Linked DNA regions of Homo sapiens: regions 1, 2, 3 and 5 are each linked to region 4. The links are chromatin contacts, found by Hi-C or POLR2A ChIA-PET in ENCODE. All regions are on one chromosome and are shown on one strand. The core of a region is the stretch at or near the end of the contact, and the rest is flanking DNA. Distances in the headings are between cores, read along the strand shown. Region 1 holds the start of HNRNPU (heterogeneous nuclear ribonucleoprotein U). Region 2 holds the start of ADSS2 (adenylosuccinate synthase 2). Region 3 holds the start of COX20 (cytochrome c oxidase assembly factor COX20). Region 4 holds the start of SH3BP5L (SH3 binding domain protein 5 like). Region 5 holds the start of DESI2 (desumoylating isopeptidase 2).

Region 1 (3,874 bases), core at 1,375-3,874, 4.0 Mb after region 4:
CATCTCGGCCTCTCGAAGTGCTGGGATTACAGACATGAGCCGCTGGGCCTGGCCAGCAAATTTTTAAGTGCAGGATACTTTGTTAACTGTAGATCTCTGGAACTGCCTCATCGTTATGACTATAAAATGTTTTTGAGAAAGTATTGAAAAAATATTTGCTGAATAAATTGTGTGACAAAGTATAGCATTTCCTTTGCTTAAACCTCAAAAATGTAAGCTAGACATGCAGAGCACCAAAACTTTGTAGTTACCTCTCACAGATCAATTATTCATAGGTCATTCTTGAATCATTTTTTGTTATTGAGAATTAACTTGTCTCCTCCGGCACGCGGTATTCTTGGTAGCCTCTAGGATTTGACACAGGGGGAATTTAAATTGTCTTAGAGGTCCTTCAGAGATTTACAGGAAGTGACCTGCACTTTAACAGGTCTCTGTAGAGCAGGACTATCATGATAGCATTAAAAATATAAGAAGCAAAAATGATCAATAAGATGTCACCATTTGTACTTTGAAGTGGTAACATAAGACTATGGAATGGCATATTTCCTCTGTTTGTGAAAAGGATAGTATGATGATGGTTCTTTGAGCAGAAATTGTTTTTCTTTCAAATGTTGTCTAAGACAGCACAATGTAATAGAAAGCCCATTGGTGTGGGGGGTGAGGGTCCCAGCTTCCTGGGCAGTAAAATGAACAGGACTGCAGATCGATCTCCAGGCCCCATCCAGCTCTAAAGTTCTCCAAAACTTTTGGAGATAAAGCCATAGAACTTTCTTGTGAGCATCAAAAGTTGTATTTCATGTTTATTTTTGCAACTGACTTAATGTTCCAAGAGTGACTGTTACAGATCTACTATATGTAGATATACAATCTTTGTTTTCATAGTTTAGTGTTTTCCAGTAAATGAAATTTGTTTTCATATAACTAATATTTAAAGGTGTAAATAATATCTAGGACACATAAATTTAAGGAACCATCATAATTGTATTTAACTCTGATTCATTAAGGGATTAGTTATCTAGTTTGTGAACATGTAAACCCCCTGTAGCTCTCTTCCCATTTCTGAACGAAGACAAAATTTCAAATTCCAGTTTGTGGCTTATTCATAACCTTCAAAATTATAACCAAAGGCTAAAATGAGTTTCTGGCACTGTTTGGAAGTTTCTATTTTGGGGGCTATCCTCACCACTTAACTTGAACTGGGGATTATCAGTAGTACTGTACATAGTCCATTAATTTCAAGTCAAATCATTTCACAAGTGTTAATATTTCACGTATACATGACTGCAAGGTATGGTAGAATGCTTCATAAAAGCTACCGAAAATAAACTTCAAAAATAAAATGTATCAATTAGTTAAATCATATTAGCCTATGGGAGAAATTTCAATGTGTTTACTTCCAAATTTCAAATTAATAATGGGGCAATATTATTGTGCCACCTAGAGCACCAAACAGTGGGTATAAACCATCTCCTTAGTCAGATGGAACACTGGCTGGACACTGCAGATTATCTAGGGTTTAAAATGTTAACTTCTATCACGAATCTAAATTCTGACTTCCCTATCTAAAACTTCGAGACATCACATCTTTTCTTTAAAGAGAAAAAGTAAACTTCTAACATATAAAATAACGGATTTCAAGAGCGATAGTCCATTTTTCTTTTTACAAAATCACAGCCCTTGATTTTTCGTAAACTTTAAGTTTCAGAATAATTTGGTCAAGAGTATTTCTACAGGAATAGGAAGAGAATCAAGTGGGCCTATAATCAAAGACCTAGTTGGGTCTCACCCTCACGGTTAGCTACTGGGACTTCGTAGCTGATGACCAGGTCCTAAAGTGGACAGAACAAGTGTTACTGGAGGTCCGTCTTTGTGGTAGCTACAGAAAACTTGGAAATGCAATTCTGAGGTTTATTCAGGGTTATTAAGAGCATGAGAATAGCTGCCCTGCAAAGGCAGGTACACTAAGGTTTGCAGTATGGAGTAGTAAGCAAAGCCTCTACTTCCCAGGCCCCGCACCCGGGGTGTGGAACAGACAAAAGAACGGTTCTGCCCTTGCCCTTCTCGAACTTAAAATCCAATTCGCAAGGCAGGACTTACACAAATTAAACCAAATACGGTATTATGAGGAAAAGAGCCGCTGCGTGTAACAGTTGCCAATGTATGCTATACCAGTCAAAACTGAAATACGATTTGAAGGAGTTTTAAACGAAGAGCTGGAGAAACACATAAGAAGGCAGATCTAAGATGGAAGAAAAGGCGGATTCGGGTTGAAACGCCAAGTTGAGGACTGAAGAAAGCATTTGGATAAAGCAGCCTCCAAGCTGGGAAGGAGAAAAGCCAAACGAGTATAGCCACCAAAGACCCAGAAAGGCCAATATATCATGCAGTGAGTCGGTTGAACTGAAAGGCGGTTTCCTTTTCCTCCATTTGCTCAGTCCCAATTGGAAGCGCACTGCGCGGCCTCCACCGCGCTCTCGGCCCGGGTTCGGCGTGGGGGCGGGGAGGTAAGTACGGTAATGGGCGGGGCCGAGCGCGGGCGCGCTCCGGCTTTCCTCCTGCGCAGTGCTCCCGTCAGCGCAGGGGGCGGGGCGCCTATATTACGTGCGCGGCGCCGCTCCTGCGAGAGGACGTTGCGTGCTCGCTCGCGCCAGGCGAGTCTCCGCGTCTCCCTCGCGAACTCGGTGAAAGGAATTGGCGCCGTTCGACACCAGGCGGATCCGCTCTGCAGCACGAACCCATCTCCAGCCGCAGCCGCAGCCGCCGCCCGGGCCGAGGAGCAGCCGCAGCAGCCGCCACCAGTGGCCGAGTGAGCGGAGCCGAGTTTGAGGCAGCGCCTAGCGGTGAATCGGGGCCCTCACCATGAGTTCCTCGCCTGTTAATGTAAAAAAGCTGAAGGTGTCGGAGCTGAAAGAGGAGCTCAAGAAGCGACGCCTTTCTGACAAGGGTCTCAAGGCCGAGCTCATGGAGCGACTCCAGGCTGCGCTGGACGACGAGGAGGCCGGGGGCCGCCCCGCCATGGAGCCCGGGAACGGCAGCCTAGACCTGGGCGGGGATTCCGCTGGGCGCTCGGGAGCAGGCCTCGAGCAGGAGGCCGCGGCCGGCGGCGATGAAGAGGAGGAGGAAGAGGAAGAGGAGGAGGAAGGAATCTCCGCTCTGGACGGCGACCAGATGGAGCTAGGAGAGGAGAACGGGGCCGCGGGGGCGGCCGACTCGGGCCCGATGGAGGAGGAGGAGGCCGCCTCGGAAGACGAGAACGGCGACGATCAGGGTTTCCAGGAAGGGGAAGATGAGCTCGGGGACGAAGAGGAAGGCGCGGGCGACGAGAACGGGCACGGGGAGCAGCAGCCTCAACCGCCGGCGACGCAGCAGCAACAGCCCCAACAGCAGCGCGGGGCCGCCAAGGAGGCCGCGGGGAAGAGCAGCGGCCCCACCTCGCTGTTCGCGGTGACGGTGGCGCCGCCCGGGGCGAGGCAGGGCCAGCAGCAGGCGGGAGGTAAGAAGAAGGCGGAAGGCGGCGGAGGCGGCGGTCGCCCCGGGGCTCCGGCGGCGGGTGAGTGCTGCGTTGTACGTTGCGCGCGGCGGGAGGCCCGCGCGGGGTGGGGACCGTGCCCCAGGCCTGCCGGAGCCCCGCAGGGGGAGGGAGCCCCGGGCGGGAGGGCGCCGCGGTGAGGGTGGGGGAGGGGGCGCGGGGAATCCCAGATTAGCCGAGAGGCCTCGGGCTCGGGGCGTGTGTGTGCGCGCGCGCGTGTGTGTGTGTGTGTGTGTGTGTGTCGGCGGTGGCAGCGCCTCCATTATGTGGCTCGAGAGCCGGGGGGAGCTGCAGCTGCCGCTGTAGGGGGAGGAGCCGCGGGCGGGCGGCGGGAGGGAGCCCGGT
Region 2 (3,723 bases), core at 83-2,582, 4.4 Mb after region 4:
TGTTTCCAAAATGTTTGTGATCTTGTAATAAGGCCAAGATAGACAACAATTATCACATAGTATTATAATTGTTTACTAATCAATAGACCAAATAATTTGAATCCTTGAGGGCTGAATTGTATCTTTATTTCTCCTATGTTATCAGTGCCCAGGACACTTAGTTAGTTAATAGCAGGTTCTCAATGTTCCTGACTTAACTCATTGACTAGAAATAAAATACTAAAGTGTACTCTAGGGACCATTAGTGAACATACAGTATGTACAGGCGATTTGGGAGACGGTACATATAATGTGATTCCATTCCCACTTTTTTTCGAAGCACCTTTTATCAGAATTAAACATCATAGTTAATTTGTGTTGGTGTCGAAAGGGCATTAGATGAACAGTAGGTATACACCAGAATCTAGTTACAAATGTAACTGAGAGACAGTGGAATCTACAGGAAGGACATGGGCTCTGGACTTAGATTATCGAAGTACCAATTCAAGCCTCACTAGGGCAAGTTACCCAGCTTTTAAATCCTGTAAAATAAGGATAATAGAGGATCACCTACCTTATATGGTTGTGGGGATTAAAAAATAAAGAAGTGCATGACGGTATCTGCATATATGTACTATATGCGACATAGGTAATCCACTCCTCCTCTCTGAGCCTTTGTTACTACTATGTAAAATGAGGATTAGGACTTTATTTGATCTATTGATTTCAGGTCTCATGTCCTTTATCTTATTGCCTTACTTTTGAATTTTGTCTTTTTTGATCCCTGTCCCCATCTCTGTTACTTCCGGACTTTTAATTTCCAATTCTACACTTACACGTTCCGATTTTATGCTGTTTGTACTGCGAAATTCCACAGTTTGTATTTTGTACACATTCATTCCTTAATAAAGACAAATCCAGACAAACCTGCAGATGGCAGACACAGTGGCCCCAGAATACACCGCCGCAGCCCAGAGCGTTGCATGCTGGGATTTGTAGTCCGACGCTCCACACGCGCTTCCGCGCCTCTCCAGTTTGAAAGCGAGAGGTAGAGCGGGTAGGCGGGGTGCTGAAGGAGAAGCGCTCTCGAAGCCCCGCCCCTGACCTTTTCCGCTCGCGAGGTTTGCACGGGAGTGGCGCGCCAGGCCGCGGAAGGGGCGTGGCCTCGGTCCGGGGTGGCGGCCGTTGCCGCCACCAGGGCCTCTTCCTGCGGGCGGTGCTGCCGAGGCCGGCCTGCGCGGGGCAGTCATGGTACCCCCTTGAGCGGGCTGTGGCGGAGAGCGGGGCGGGGACTGGCTGGAGGGTGGCGGCCCGGCGGGGCGGGGGCGGGGCCGGCCTCTGGCTCCTTCTTCCTCTGCATGTGGCTGGCGGCCGCAGAGCAGTTCAGTTCGCTCACTCCTCGCCGGCCGCCTCTCCTTCGGGCTCTCCTCGCGTCACTGGAGCCATGGCGTTCGCCGAGACCTACCCGGCGGCATCCTCCCTGCCCAACGGCGATTGCGGCCGCCCCAGGGCGCGGCCCGGAGGAAACCGGGTGACGGTGGTGCTCGGTGCGCAGTGGGGCGACGAAGGCAAAGGGAAGGTGGTGGACCTGCTGGCGCAGGACGCCGACATCGTGTGCCGCTGCCAGGTGAGGCGACGGGGCCTCTCATGGGAAGCCGGGCCCGGGAGCTCGGGCTGCCTGGCTCCTGGTGCCCGGGAACTCGGACCCAGAACCCGGATCCACTGGCCAAAATGAGGTGTCACCTTGAGGCTCTCTCCTCCTGTCCTGAGCTGCGGCTACGTGGAGAAATGGCGGGAGGTCGGGGACCCCTGACCTGGAGCGTCGGGTGAAACTTGGGGTGGCCCTGGAGGAAGAGGTGGGCTGGCGGGGAGCCTTTGAGAGATGCGCGATGCCTGGCAGTTGCAGTTTTGCGTCTGGCGAGTGGTGCTCAGCGCCGGGACTGAGGCCGGGGTGGAGGTGGGATGCGGTCCGAGTTTGAGGAGCTACCGCCCGAGGCCTGCTCCCAACTCTTCCGACTGCGGGCGGAGACCCGGCGCGACGGCAGAACCCCCCATCACCGCCCCCCCGCCCCGCCCAGGGCGGCGGAGTGGGAGTGGATTGTTTCGAAACGTCCTGAAATCAGACTCACCGATCCCCCATCTGCAGGACCGTGGCATGCAGTGCTTTGCTTCCTCTGGTCCACTTTGTTGACATCCAAACCCACCCACCTCTGGGCTTTGGACTGTTGTTTTAGGGCCCTGAGTTTCTTGTTTTTGTTTTTGTTTTTACAGTGTGCTCCATACATGAAAGTTAAGGAGAAATTACTTTTACTAGTTGGTCCCAGAGGAAGGAATCCCTTCTCTGTTCAAAAAAAGTGAGGGAAGTAAATACATGGATGTCAAATTGAGTATTTGGAAATAAATATTTGCATTGTTAAGGTGACATCGAAAGTGAACTTTCGGAAAACGAGGTGGTAATGTACTTCTAACGGGAGACACGTGGTTTTCAGTGTAACCTTTCTTCCTATTTGTCGTTTCCTTTGACGCAGCATACAGGGTAAGGCCTTTGTAAAGGCTCTCAGATAACTCTCTCCAGTTTCAAAATTCTAAGCAGATGAGCAATAACCACTTTCAAAACAAAGCATAATGTAATATTTGAAGTTAACTGCTATCTGTTTAGGTTGCAAGAATATTTGTTTTTGAACATGCATGGCATGATATGATGGTGCCATGCTGTATATGTTCTAGTAAGTTATAGGCCCCCTTGAATACCATTTTGAGCATGCAGAAACAATGAAATCACAGGTATGTTAAAAAGCTAAATGCAAATACTGCAAATATTCTCTGATTTACCTTGTTTCGTTTTGTTTTGTTTTCATTTAGAAATCCACCCTGCCCATTCTGAAATAGCTGTTGCACTAATTGCCTCTTAGGAAACTGTCACTACCACCTCTCCCTCCTTCCCTTCCAGCCTATTATTTCTCCACCCCTCTGGCAACACACTTTGTACCTTAGCAATCTTCAGGGTGTTGCCATTAAATTCCTGCCCCGCACTTTCTTAGGAAATACTCCAGAAATCCAGCCTTTACCTACCTTTTGTCTTACATTCAGATCTGGTCATGCTGTGGGGAAGACGTATCCGAATACCGAGCTTTCTTGCTGTCGACAGCGGGAGAGAGGCTGAGGCCTGTGTGTCTCCTTCACTGACATCTTGACATCTCGTTAATATGGAAATAGCTCAGGTTGAGCTACACTATGGGTTGTAAGAAGGTTTGGAGAACACAACCATTATGGTATTTATTCTAAAGGATCCTCAATTTTAATATTCTATGGAGAAATATTAGAAGTAGTTTGTAGCTTGGAGAAGGTGTTACTAATGTTACCGAGAAAGTAGTCTTGAAGTCATGGACCAACCTGATCTGATGCCCTTGGAAAGGCTAGAGAAGTGATTGAGAAGGAACTAAGTTTGGCTTTAAAATGTTAGCTGAAGATAGTGGAGAAACAAATGAGGGGCCTTGTTGGGCAGACTTCCCTCACCTGTGTATTTTTGACTTAACTACCTTCCTTATAGAATCCTTATGTTCTTTTAGTGCTTTTTAAAAGTGTATCATTAGGATTCTTTATTAGTCTTGTTAGCAAAAAATAGATGAGTAATGAATAGATTTAAGCATTATCTCTTTTGTGATTTACCTTGGTAACTTTGTATTATTTGGTTAGCCCTAGTAAGCTGGCATCTACTTAATGAAGTTCCCCTAGGTTATAAAA
Region 3 (3,639 bases), core at 783-3,282, 4.0 Mb after region 4:
GCTCCTTAAAGGGATTTTTCCTGTCTTGATCAGTCTAGTACCTCGTTCAGTGTCTAATACTCAGTAGGTACTCTAAATATTTTTTGAATGGGTGAATTAAGAATTTACCTGAATGTGAATTTACCTGTATGTACCAAATTTCACATTTTAAAGTTTCTTAAAGGACAAGAATGTGGCAGAGGACAGTTTTTAGGGGCTAGTTCTATCAAGGTATGCCAGCTTGGTAACTCCCATTTTTACTTTAGGTTTGCTAATTCTTATAATAAAATAATCCTCCCTGGGTTGTGCTGGAATGATCACTGACAAATTCTTTTAAAAAAAATAACCGCAGGCTTCCTTTCTGACAGCACCTTGGGCTGTTAATTCATCATAGCTTCTATTAATTTAATTAGCTTTTTGATGGGCTCTGATAGGTACTACTGTTTCATGAGCAATTTTTGTTTTTTTGGCCTCCCACCTCTGACTGTGCTCGGTTTGAGGCTTATAACTATCTTCATTTCAACAACTACAGTATTGTTTTGCTACTTACTGATGGGCCAGTTAAATAGGTCAATGTTGATCCTCTTTTAAGTTTTTTTTTTTTAATTTCCAATGGATTAAACCACCTTTATGACCTTTAAAAACAGCAGTTATCTCCTACCAAAAGTCCCATTCAGGATTCCAGTGTTTATCACAAAACTGAATCTAGGATTTACTGTGTGTATGCAAAGATCTTTTTTTTTTTTTAAACACTAAGCTTATTCCAGATGGGCAGTGTATGGGACAGTAAAAACAGATAAGGCACCAGTAGTACGTAAACTGACAACCTGTTGGATATTAAGTATGAAAACAATTTATACAATATTTGTTAATATTAACCATATGATCTGATGTCATGGCCAAATTTGGATGGAAGCCCACCAGAGAAGCAAGCAAGAGCAAGAAGTGAGCAGAATTTCCAAGCTGGGAGAATATCTTAAGTATATATTAGGAGCCATTTAGCACACAGTGGGTCTTCTATAAATATTTGCTCGTGATTAGCCAATGTTACGATCTCCCTAGTTTATATTAAACTTTTTTCCTCTTGCATTATTCTTTTCTGAATACCTGTTCTGCCCTGAGGATATAAATTAGGTTCCCTGCTCTTAATAAGGAGCCCAGGAAAAGAGGAAAACAAGATCATTTATTACCTTCCAATATGATAAATGTAACGACGTACAAGATGCCTGGGAAGATGGGGAAAGTACGTAAGTCAGCTTTGGTGAAACACAGGAGCCCTTCCAGGGAGAGCGCTTGGTTTAGCTTTACTATACCAAGAATTTGGGTTTTATCCTTAAAGAGATAGGATGGGCTGCTACGACTGGATGTTAGGCAGAGGAATGAAAACTGTCCAGTTTACAGGCTGGAAAGGGCCAGCGGACAATAGTGGAAGGTGGATTCAGGAGAGTATGGAGACAGGGACACCAGCTAGGGAGGCTACTGGTGATGGGGAAGAAATCTTAACCCTTCATCTCATCGTAGTACAATCAAGTCATCCCTCAGCAATTACTCCTATGTTAAATGTGATGAATACAACGTGTTAAAGACAAGGCACCTGTCCTCAACGGAGCTTTAATCTCTACTATTAGCCTTTACTAACAAATTACAGTGCAGTGCCCTTAGCAGCAAAATTTTCTCGCCAAAGATTCAGTATTGTTAGCTTATTTCATAATGACCTGTAGTAAGTCATTAGTACTACTGGTCCCCTCCTCCCCCTAGTTTTGGTCAATTTTGTCCCGGCCACTTAGATTAAAATGTTGGAGGCTTGGGATAAGGACTAGGAACAGTTAAAATAGTTTCAAGCCCATGGGTGGCAGAGAAGCCAGTGACACGTGCTCCGGGCCTAGGAGCTCCGCGGAGAACGTCCTTACCCACCGCCCACCCGCGGCGCGCGCCCCGCCGACCCCCAGGTTACCTTCCTCTCCTCGGGCTCACCGGGCTCCGGCGGGGCGGCCATGAGGACTACTCCGCGACTCCACCCGCCCTGCACCGCCGGGGTCGCGGAAGCAGAAGCCCGGCTGGCCGCGCCCCTCCCCGTCCCGCCCCCACGCGCCGCCGCCTCCCGCCCTGTTCCGACGCGCCGGCCGCCATTTTAGGGAATGTTCCTAACGCTCCGCAGTGGCCGCACGGGGCCGGGCTGTCATGTCCTTTGTTCCGTCGAACGGGTCACACTTTCTTCCAAGCTCGGCACACAGCCTGCAGGGGCGGGAGAGCGGAAGGAGATGGGTTCGGAAAACAAACCGACTCCTAGATTCCTGGCGAGGTGGGGGCGTAACCGAGCCAGACAGCCCCGCTTCCCGCGCCAGCCCCCTGCTCCGCCCCAACCGCCATTTCTAACCGTCTCCGGCGCGCGTGCTCACACGCACGAGCCTCGGGCGCGCGCCGAGGGGCGGGGCCGCTGCTTTGTCCTGCGGGGTGGGCCCCACCGCGGGGGTCGGCCCGGCCCCAGCCCCCAGCCCGCCCCAGCCCACCGACCCGGAAGGCGCTCCGCGCTGGCTCGGCGGCCCTCGTCCCCTAAGTGTCCTTTGTCCTTCCGGCCACGGGACGAGCCCTTGGTGCCGGGGCAGCCCCACTCTGCACCAGCAGCCATTTAGTCCCCCGCGCCTGCCTTGCGCAAACGGGGCTCCCACGCCCACCCCACTTCCTCCCTTTTATAGTTTCATTACTAAGTGGCTTTAACATAGAACCGCGCAGTTCGCCTAAAGGAGACTGGGGACAAAATGGAGGGAGCAGCTCGCTAATGAACATGCGTCAGCACGTTGGTGTCCGCGGAGAGGGCGCGCGTGTGGCGAAGTCTTCCGGCGTCCCCGAAGGAAAAATGCCTCTGCAACGTGCATTTTTGATGTGAAGTCGTGTTCCACGTTTCACTCCTCCCTAAGACTGCGACATAACGTGAAACAAAATACTGCATATTGTCGAGCTCAATGGAGAACGCGTGCATGCAGGGTCGAGCCCATTTTTCAGCCATCAAAATAATACAATGCAATTTTTTCTAGTATTTATAATTTTTCCCCTTTAACTTTATGCCTCCTTTATGTACTTCTACATTTCACGTTTAGGTTATATGTAACCTAAGGGCACTCCTTAGGAAACTGGACTTGTAGAATATGTCATTGTGCAAAGTCATGCTGCTTCGAATTATGCTGCGCGCTGGCACACAGCAAGCGCTCAGTGTTAACGATGTCGAATTCATATTAAGTACTGTTCATTGGGCGTTTTCTTACTCCGTAAGGACCTTACTTGCATGCCCATTTGATACCTTTCTACAATCCCAGTAAAATACACAGTTAAGGTTGTGTATTTATGTGTCACATTTTTTTTTTTGAGGTTTTTTTTTGCGGGGGCGGGGGGGGTTTTTTTGTTTTTGTTTTTGAAATTGTAGTTAGAAACTACATACTGTGCCGGGCGCGGAGGCTCACGCCTGTAATCCCAACACTTTGGGGGCTGAGGCGGGCGGATCACGAGGTCAGGAGTTCGGGACCAGCCTGGTCAACTTGGTGAAACCTCGCCTCTACTAAAAATACAAAAATTAGCCTGGCGTGGTGGGGGGCGCCTGTAATCCCAGCTACTCGGCAGCCTGAGGAAGGAGAATAGCTTGAAAACGGAAGGCGGAGGTTGCAG
Region 4 (3,587 bases), core at 613-3,112:
GAGACAAACTTTAGCATGCCTTCTAGCAGTGTCAGATCATGTCCCTAGGAGAACCCCAGCTCCCCCATGAAAATGCCTGCCTGAGAAAGCTCAATGCTACCAGGAGAATTTACTATTTGTTCTAGCCAACACCTGATGATAGGCTCCTGACCTCCCTTTCTCAGGGCGTTTATTAAGGGCTTACCATTATGAATCCTTCCTTCTTCTCTTTAAGGTGTTTATGCGTCTGCTACAACTCAAGAGGTCCTTCTAAAGGACCTGAGAGCCATTCCTTTGAAATTGATCGTCAAGAAGGGCAGAGCCTCTACCTCCCAATCTCAGTGCAAGAATAGCAAGCTAGGCTGGGCGTGGTGGCTCACGCCTCTAATCCTAGCACTTTGGGATGCCCAGGCGGGTGGATCACCTGAGGTCAGGAGTTCGAGACCAGCCTGGCCAACGTGGCGAAACCCCGTCTCTACTAAAAATAGAAAAATTAGCCAGATGTGTTGGCATGCACCTGTAATCCCAGCTACTCGGGAGGCTGAGGCAGGAGAATCTCTTGTACTCGGGGGTGGGGGTGGGGCGGAGGTTGCAGTGAGCCAAGATCGCGCCATTGCACTCCAGCCTGGGCAACAAGAGTTAAACTCCGTCTCAAAATAAATAAATACATAAAAAAGCACTCTAACTTCTATAGCTGCTAGCTAGCAGACACATCTGGCCGAATCGCATCTATGCCAATCAAATCTGTAATTTTTCACTTCTCCAACACTATTGAGCCCTGATCACCTTCCTTCCTTCATTCTCCCTTTGAAATGCCCAGTCACTTCTGTACAAATCGGAACAGAGGTCAGTTCTTTTCCTTTCTGTAAGTAGTTACTGAAAAAAGTCTTTTTCACTGCTTCAATGTCTAGCTGGGTTGTCTTTGACAGGATCCAAAAAGGAGGGGAATTCAGCCCATTTGCCTTTTCCATCTGCAGGGCAAAGTTTTGAGTTGACTCTGAGGAAGTTACGCCTTTTGTAAAAACAAAACATCCAACCCTGAATGAAGCCCTTCCCCTTAGGCCTAGGCCCTCCCCTCACCAAGCGACACCTAGAGGTGACAAGCAGGCGCTCGCTCAGGGACCTAGGTAACGATACACAATGCCATGTAACAAACTCCTGCTCATCGAGGGCATCTGACCCTGGGTGCACGAGTGAATTAACTGAGTTAATGTTGACTAAGTTCCTGGTTAGTATTCACGGAGCAATTGGTGACCCCACCAAAACGTCGTTCAAGGTGCAAGGTCCAGAGGCCTCGAGGAGTGGGATTTACACATCGGAGCCGTCCGCTCAGACGCCGTTAGTGGAGGGTTCCGCCGACTTCACGGGAGTGAGGAAAGTCACTTTTGGAAATCGACTTTGCCTTCGCCCGCGAAGCCCGCCAGCGTCCGGACTCGAGTTGCCCCCGGAGCCACTGCCGGAAGTTTACCAGCTCACTTTCGGCGTCGCGCCCGCCTCCGTGGAGCAGGCCGGAAGTGGCTTTCCGGCAGCCGCCGCCGCAGCTCCGTAAAGCAAGATGGCACTACTCACTCTGAGGCTATTATCTCCGTTTTATATCTAGTATTCCTCTTCTCACCAGTTACTCTCGATTTCCGTCCCGCGCCCTAATTTTCTTCAGCACCACATTCTCATGTTTTTCTTTCATTCAGCCTTGGTGGAGTATGGTCTGGAGGCAACCTACGGCTAGCCTGAGCAACGTGGGGCACCATTTTGTACGGAAACTGAAGGCAGGGCGGGGGAGTGTGAGGCCTCCCGAGGAGGCCCGGCTTGAGAGAGAGCGTGGGAGGGAGAGCGTTGTTCACCGATGATGTATTTCCGCTTCTGGTCTGCCTGGTCGTTTTTGGTTGGATCGGCTTGTTGCGGGGAGGGAGGGGGGGAGATTGTTTGCAGCATAGAAGCTCCGCGGACGGGAAGGTAAACTGAGGTAAGGCTGTGCGGGGGGCTTTTGCGCATGGCTGGGTAGAATGGACGGGAGTAGGGTCCTTGGGATTGCGGAAGAGTGTGGAATTGGAGACGGGAGGCTTAGATGTCTCGGGTTGGACAGAGAAGGTGGGGTGGGGCTCGGGGTTACAAGGTGAATCGCAAAGCCGGGCTGGGGTGGAGTGGGACGAGCGGGAGACCACAGGAGATGGAGGAGAGCCTAGGGGTGCAGAGGAAAGTCTCGAAGGCGCTGGTTGAGGAGGGCCTGGGTCGAGAGGAGCTGGGACGGGGGAAGAGTAGAATCTAAAGTCCTTGAGGGCTAAGGAGAGAAGTTGAGGTAGGGACTGGTCGGAATACATGGGTGGGGGCGTGGTGAGAGTGTAGTTTTTGGGAGGCTGTAGAGTTGGAAGGGGCTGGTGGCTGCGGTTTTGATGCTGACATGACCATATACTTGGCCTTTGTTTCTCTGCAGCTCCCCAGAGACGCTCATCCTACAGCCTCAGCTCGGGCCCAGCCTTCTCTCTCCAGCTGCCACCACAGCCTGGAGGCGCCTGCCTCCACCCTCCCGAATGGTGCTCCTCCTAGCAGGCCTCGGTCCAGGATCCAAGCCCCCTTTGCCCCCTGCCTTGGAGCTGTTGCTCCGGGTTTGTCACAGTGGACTCCCTGTGGCGGGAAGGGAAGAACTTTTGCACAGACAAGGCTTCAGCTCTAGGAACCCCACTGACAACTTGAATCTCAACCTCTAACCTAGTGTGAGGTTCTTCCTGTGCCCACCTTTTCTGCCTTTTGAGAAGAGAAACTCTTCTCCTGGCCATCTAGAGCCCAGGAAGCCCCAAGCTGGGGCCCTGGTCCCAGCATGTCAGTCCTCTCTTGTGCATAGGGCTCTGCCCTCCCCCTGTCAGCATGGCTGAGCTCAGACAGGTTCCAGGAGGGCGGGAGACCCCACAGGGGGAGCTGCGGCCTGAAGTTGTAGAGGATGAAGTCCCTAGGAGCCCAGTCGCAGAAGAGCCTGGAGGAGGTGGAAGCAGCAGCAGTGAGGCCAAATTGTCCCCAAGAGAGGAGGAAGAACTGGATCCTAGAATACAGGTGAGAGCACTGAGAGCAGGGAGAGAAGGAGAGCCCAGATTCCAGCCTCCCTGAAGAGTGTTGGATGAATGAGGGCTTAGACTTACTCTGTCCCCAGTCTGCTGGGGCAGGAAAGGAGAACAAGTTTGTCAACAAATCATTGCAGGGTAATGTAACAAGTTCCAAAAGAGTTGTGTGTCTGAAGTGCTGATGGAGTGCAGAGAAAGGCCTGGCCTTAGTGCTTGGGAGGCATTGCTGAAAGCTTCACTGAAGGAGCAAAGTGTCACTTGGCAGTAGATGGAGGAGGCACACTTTAGGTCAGTGGAGGGTAGGTGTGTTGTACTTCTTTCCAGATAAGCAGAGGGGCTGCCACCTTAGTTAGGGATGCTGTGTGAGAGGAGATGACTTTGATACTGGGGGACAGTTTTGAGGCTGAGTGAGAGAATCTTTTCCCCTTTCTCACCTTCTCAGCGGTACCTTCCAGGGATGTGCGGCCCACATTGCTCTGATAATGTGTTTCACCCTTGTAAACAGTGAGACCTTTCCAGTGTTATAAAGGTAGCATCAACTTTAGATCTATAAAG
Region 5 (3,638 bases), core at 1,099-3,598, 4.2 Mb after region 4:
AGTGACATAAAACACTCAAAGCCCTCAAAAGAACATATAAGACCAAGTTTATTAAAAGTCTAATAATTCAACTATTTATCATTCCGATAAACATTCATATGCTTCATCTCCTGTTCACAGGCAAAAGCAATATAAAGACATAAGTGCAGGAATTAGTAGAGAAGATAGTGAATCAGATTTTGGTCTACAAATTCTAGATTGTATTTTTAGTTGTTTAGGCAGATCACTTACTCTCTCCCCTGTCTGCTGCTTCTCTAACTACCTATTTTACAAACTTGATGTGAAGAATAAGATCTCGCTCATTAGTCAATATTTTAACATCGTTCAGAACAGTCCTCCCTTCGAAAATACTGAATACCATCTCTAGCTTTTCCCAATCGACCACAATTTGCAGATTTTCCTGTATCACAGAATGCCTCAAGTGTAAAGAAGCCCACTATATGCCAAAACATGCATTTTCGTTTTCATATAAAAGGTAAAACTCTCTTCCTCTATTCTCACAAATTCTTTTAGGCTCTGAAACCATGGCTTCTGGCCACTGTATACTCCTAATTTAAATACGGGTTTGTTTAATAATCTAGGAGAAAAGGCACACTGTGATCTCAAGAGCAGAATATATTCTGAAAGACAGTAATAGCCCTCATGAATAAAAAACAAACCAAATTCAGATTAGGGGGATGTGCACAGAGAAAGTAAAAGGGCAGTTAAGAGTCTTGAAAGATAAAGGTGTTCAGCTGAACACAAAAAGTTTAAATCCAGAGAATTATTTCTCAACCAGTGACACAGGCCACAGAACTTACAAAGTGCCATGGTTTTCTAGGATCTTTTGTTTGGCTTATTCTCCTCTTCAACTTTTTCTGTCCTGTTCCACTTTTCTCAGCATGTTAACTCATCTCCTTTCATCTCCAGGCTCACATCAGAATTCAACAGAGGACTCATCTCAAGTGGCAGGCAGTTCCTACACCCTTCTGACACAATTCCCAGATATGGCATGAGAAATCCCACTCTACCCAAGATATAATAACACTGTAAATTTAGAAACTTATAAATAATACAAGGGAATACAAAGTTTAGAACTGTATAAGACTCTTGGCCTGTAGTATTTCTGCTCTCCTGCATCTTTAAGCCAACAAAAATAACGACGGGCAATTTTTCATTTGTCAGTCAACTTACAAGGAATTTTAAGCACTGCAGTCAGAGGTACTAATCCAGTCTACAGAACAAAAACCCATTCTACAGAACAAAGCAAGCAAACACACCCAAACATGCATCTAACTGCAACGACAATTCTCTACCGGGTGCTTTTTTCTGGGGGCATTTCACTGCAAAAATCAGGCAAACCAGTTCTTGGACTCGATTCTGCGTGCTTGCCATACTCCAAAGTTAGATGATACAATAAACAACTTCTTCCCTTCCCTCTCCCGTGGTCACGTCACCTGTTGCATCACCTGGAAAGTGGTCTTCAGAGTGTAGGAAAGGAGCACCACCAGGATCTCTAAATAATTCAGCTGGGCTATTTTCTTGAGAAATGTTAGCCTCATTCATATTTTAACGAGGTTGCCTTTAACACACAAGGAAAGGGTGTGTTGGCTCCTGTTCACCTTTGAAGAGATTCTAGCACAGGCACCCGAAAGCTGTGACCTTCTGGACTTAGAGGGGCTTGGGAGTTTCTGAAGACGTAGCCATGGAGAGAGACGGACAGTTCGGCAGAAGCAGAGGAGCTGGGAGCGCAGGCGGTCGGGACGGGGGTCCCGGGGCAGCCCCGGGGGCCGGCAAGTGGGGTTGGAAACGCAACGGAAGCTTTGCCGAAAGGACACTGCACGTCGGCCAAGGGGTCGGGCCCAGAGCCGGGGTCGGGTCCAAGCTGAGCGGATGGGAGAGGTTCAAGCCCACCCGAGCTTTGGCCAAAACCCTCGGGCTGACTGGGTTCACCGGAGCGTCGACGAGTGCGAGGATTAAAAAATAACAATACTCCCTCCTTCACCCCCGGCTTCCCCCGAGAACTAGGCTGGAGGCGGAGACGCCAGGCAGGAAGCGCCTGGGGCCGGGGTCCGAGCCCCACGGGCGAGAGGAAGCCGGCCTGGGCCAGGGCTCGGGGCCGCCAGGGGCCGCACTCACCATGTCGTACACGTTGAGCACCACTAACTGGTTAGCCCCCATCCTCCTCCCCGCGGCCGCCGCCTCGTCCTCAAGCCGCTCCGTCTCCGCGGGGCCGGAGGCCGCTCTCACCCCCGCGGGCGCTTCAGGGGGCCTGAGCCGGGCACTAAGCGTACAGCCCGGCCCGCGGCAGCCGGGGCGGAAGCATCGGGCAGCCGAGCCGCTCCCGGGCGCCGCCGACAGGAGCGTCTGTGCGGACGGGGCCGGACCGTTGGCGGCCCGCTCCGGATGAGGCACCTCCCCTAGGCGGCAGACACGTGGGGAAAGGCGGGGCTTGAGCAAGGGGCGGGCGCCAGGCGCCCCGGGGGCGGGGCCGGCCCGGCGCCAGGACTGAGCCCGCCTGCGCTCTGGTTCTCGGCCGGCGCACCTCGGGACCTAAAATGGCGGCAACTCCGGCGCCTCCGCGTCCTGGAGGAACGGGGACCCAGGAAGACTACAGTTCCCAGCATGCAGTGAGGATTCCCCCTTGCTACTATAAGTGCAGAGGCGGAGTCTCAACAGCCCTTCGACTACAACTCCCTGCATGCCGCGGGGGCCCCGGTCCTACCAGACCAGGCCTCCCCGGGAGACTACAACTCCCAGCATGCAGTGCTTTAGAGCTGCGGCAGATCCCTTGCCGCCCGCGGGCGGTGAAATCTCCTACCTTCATTCACCCTCTCATCTCAGGTGCTGCTGCTGTTAGTAGTTCATGTTGCGTTGAGCTCGATGAAGCCAGCGAAATGTGGCAAAAGACCAGAGTGATGACCCTAAGTTTTCCAAATGCTTCCTCACCTTTTATTTGGCAAGGGGAGTGGTGGGGAAATAGAGGAAGACGAGTTACTGGTGTGGGATGAGGTGTAACGTGCATCCAATTAATCCTCAATGTGGAATTTACATTTTGTGAAACTATCCTGCTGAGATGGGAAGGGTACAGTAACCGTAGCTTAGCACAATCCTGGGACGTAGTATGCAGCTCTGCATTAATTCAACAAATGTTTGTTATGTGCTTCCTATGTGCCAGGCAGTGTTGTAGGCCCTCGGGAATGCCGTGATAAACAGGAACAGGGACATACAAAATATCACTGGTATGTGCTTTGCAGAAAATTTAAGTAAGGTGAAGTCATTCTTAAATTGGCTGCACGGGGAAGATCGCTGTAATGAGTTTTAAGCTGAAATGTGAATGACAAAGCCAGCCCCGCAGATATGAGGGGGAGGAGTATTTCAGTCAAAGGGAACAAATGCAAAGATCTGAAGCATGAAGGAGTTTTCTGTATTCAAGGAAACAAAAGATCACTCTTGCTGGGACACAGTAGGCAAGGAGTCGACGGTACTAGATGAGCTGGGCAGGTAGGCAGAGGCCAGATCCCGGAAGGATTTTAAAATTCATAACAGGGGTTGTATTTTAAACGAAGCCATAAGTTTGGACCAGGGAGTGAAATGAGTGTGCGTGTGTTTAAAAATGATTACTTGGGTTGCTGTGTGGAAAATGGATTTCAGAGAGG

The links. Hi-C counts contacts between places; a loop is a spot of excess contacts on that map. ChIA-PET counts read pairs that join two places held with the same protein, here RNA polymerase II (POLR2A). Pooled maps may share reads with other maps.
Region 1: a map of CD4-positive, alpha-beta memory T cell shows a loop between it and region 4 (18-fold over the local background). The contact joins the promoter of HNRNPU here to the promoter of SH3BP5L in region 4. A Hi-C loop is called at or near these places in 2 of 168 maps with a recorded cell type or tissue (CD4-positive, alpha-beta memory T cell and naive thymus-derived CD4-positive, alpha-beta T cell) and 12 of 50 pooled maps. POLR2A ChIA-PET finds 5 or more read pairs at or near these places in 3 of 52 experiments (GM10248, T-cell and naive thymus-derived CD8-positive, alpha-beta T cell).
Region 2: a map of CD8-positive, alpha-beta T cell shows a loop between it and region 4 (20-fold over the local background). The contact joins the promoter of ADSS2 here to the promoter of SH3BP5L in region 4. A Hi-C loop is called at or near these places in 3 of 168 maps with a recorded cell type or tissue (CD8-positive, alpha-beta T cell and naive thymus-derived CD4-positive, alpha-beta T cell) and 11 of 50 pooled maps.
Region 3: a pooled map shows a loop between it and region 4 (8-fold over the local background). The contact joins the promoter of COX20 here to the promoter of SH3BP5L in region 4. A Hi-C loop is called at or near these places in 9 of 50 pooled maps. POLR2A ChIA-PET finds 5 or more read pairs at or near these places in 2 of 52 experiments (OCI-LY7 and activated T-cell).
Region 5: a loop to region 4 is called in a map of CD8-positive, alpha-beta T cell, with 15 times the contacts of the local background. The contact joins the promoter of DESI2 here to the promoter of SH3BP5L in region 4. A Hi-C loop is called at or near these places in 3 of 168 maps with a recorded cell type or tissue (CD8-positive, alpha-beta T cell and naive thymus-derived CD4-positive, alpha-beta T cell) and 10 of 50 pooled maps.

The regions. Positions count from the first base shown.
Region 1 is chr1:244,863,293-244,867,166 of GRCh38, reverse strand. HNRNPU (heterogeneous nuclear ribonucleoprotein U) reads left to right here and starts at 2,624. Exons shown (of 14, transcript NM_031844.3): 1 at 2,624-3,550. The coding sequence starts at 2,860. It overlaps LOC124904588 (UPF0764 protein C16orf89-like), which reads left to right. Exons shown (of 4, transcript XM_047439568.1): 3 at 2,436-2,504; 4 at 2,581-2,685. The coding sequence ends at 2,685. RefSeq lists enhancers at 2,195-2,254, 1,588-2,418, 2,419-3,250 and silencers at 2,475-2,574, 3,555-3,874.
Region 2 is chr1:244,449,518-244,453,240 of GRCh38, reverse strand. ADSS2 (adenylosuccinate synthase 2) reads left to right here and starts at 1,332. Exons shown (of 13, transcript NM_001126.5): 1 at 1,332-1,606. The coding sequence starts at 1,424. It also overlaps a transcript of CATSPERE not described here. RefSeq lists silencers at 943-1,432, 1,873-2,152.
Region 3 is chr1:244,834,051-244,837,689 of GRCh38, reverse strand. COX20 (cytochrome c oxidase assembly factor COX20) reads right to left here and starts at 2,032. Exons shown (of 4, transcript NM_198076.6): 1 at 1,934-2,032. The coding sequence starts at 1,975. RefSeq lists silencers at 1,679-1,968, 2,009-2,058, 2,299-2,638 and enhancers at 2,139-2,258, 2,799-2,858, 3,362-3,639.
Region 4 is chr1:248,824,190-248,827,776 of GRCh38, reverse strand. SH3BP5L (SH3 binding domain protein 5 like) reads left to right here and starts at 1,862. Exons shown (of 7, transcript NM_030645.3): 1 at 1,862-1,942; 2 at 2,411-3,024. The coding sequence starts at 2,842. It overlaps MIR3124 (microRNA 3124), which reads right to left and starts at 1,400; the gene lies at 1,334-1,400. RefSeq lists enhancers at 1,171-1,270, 1,341-1,390, 966-1,516, 1,501-1,760, 1,517-2,068 and 1 more.
Region 5 is chr1:244,651,836-244,655,473 of GRCh38, reverse strand. DESI2 (desumoylating isopeptidase 2) reads right to left here and starts at 2,348. Exons shown (of 5, transcript NM_016076.5): 1 at 2,119-2,348. The coding sequence starts at 2,160. RefSeq lists a silencer at 1,835-2,604 and enhancers at 2,685-2,844, 3,104-3,638.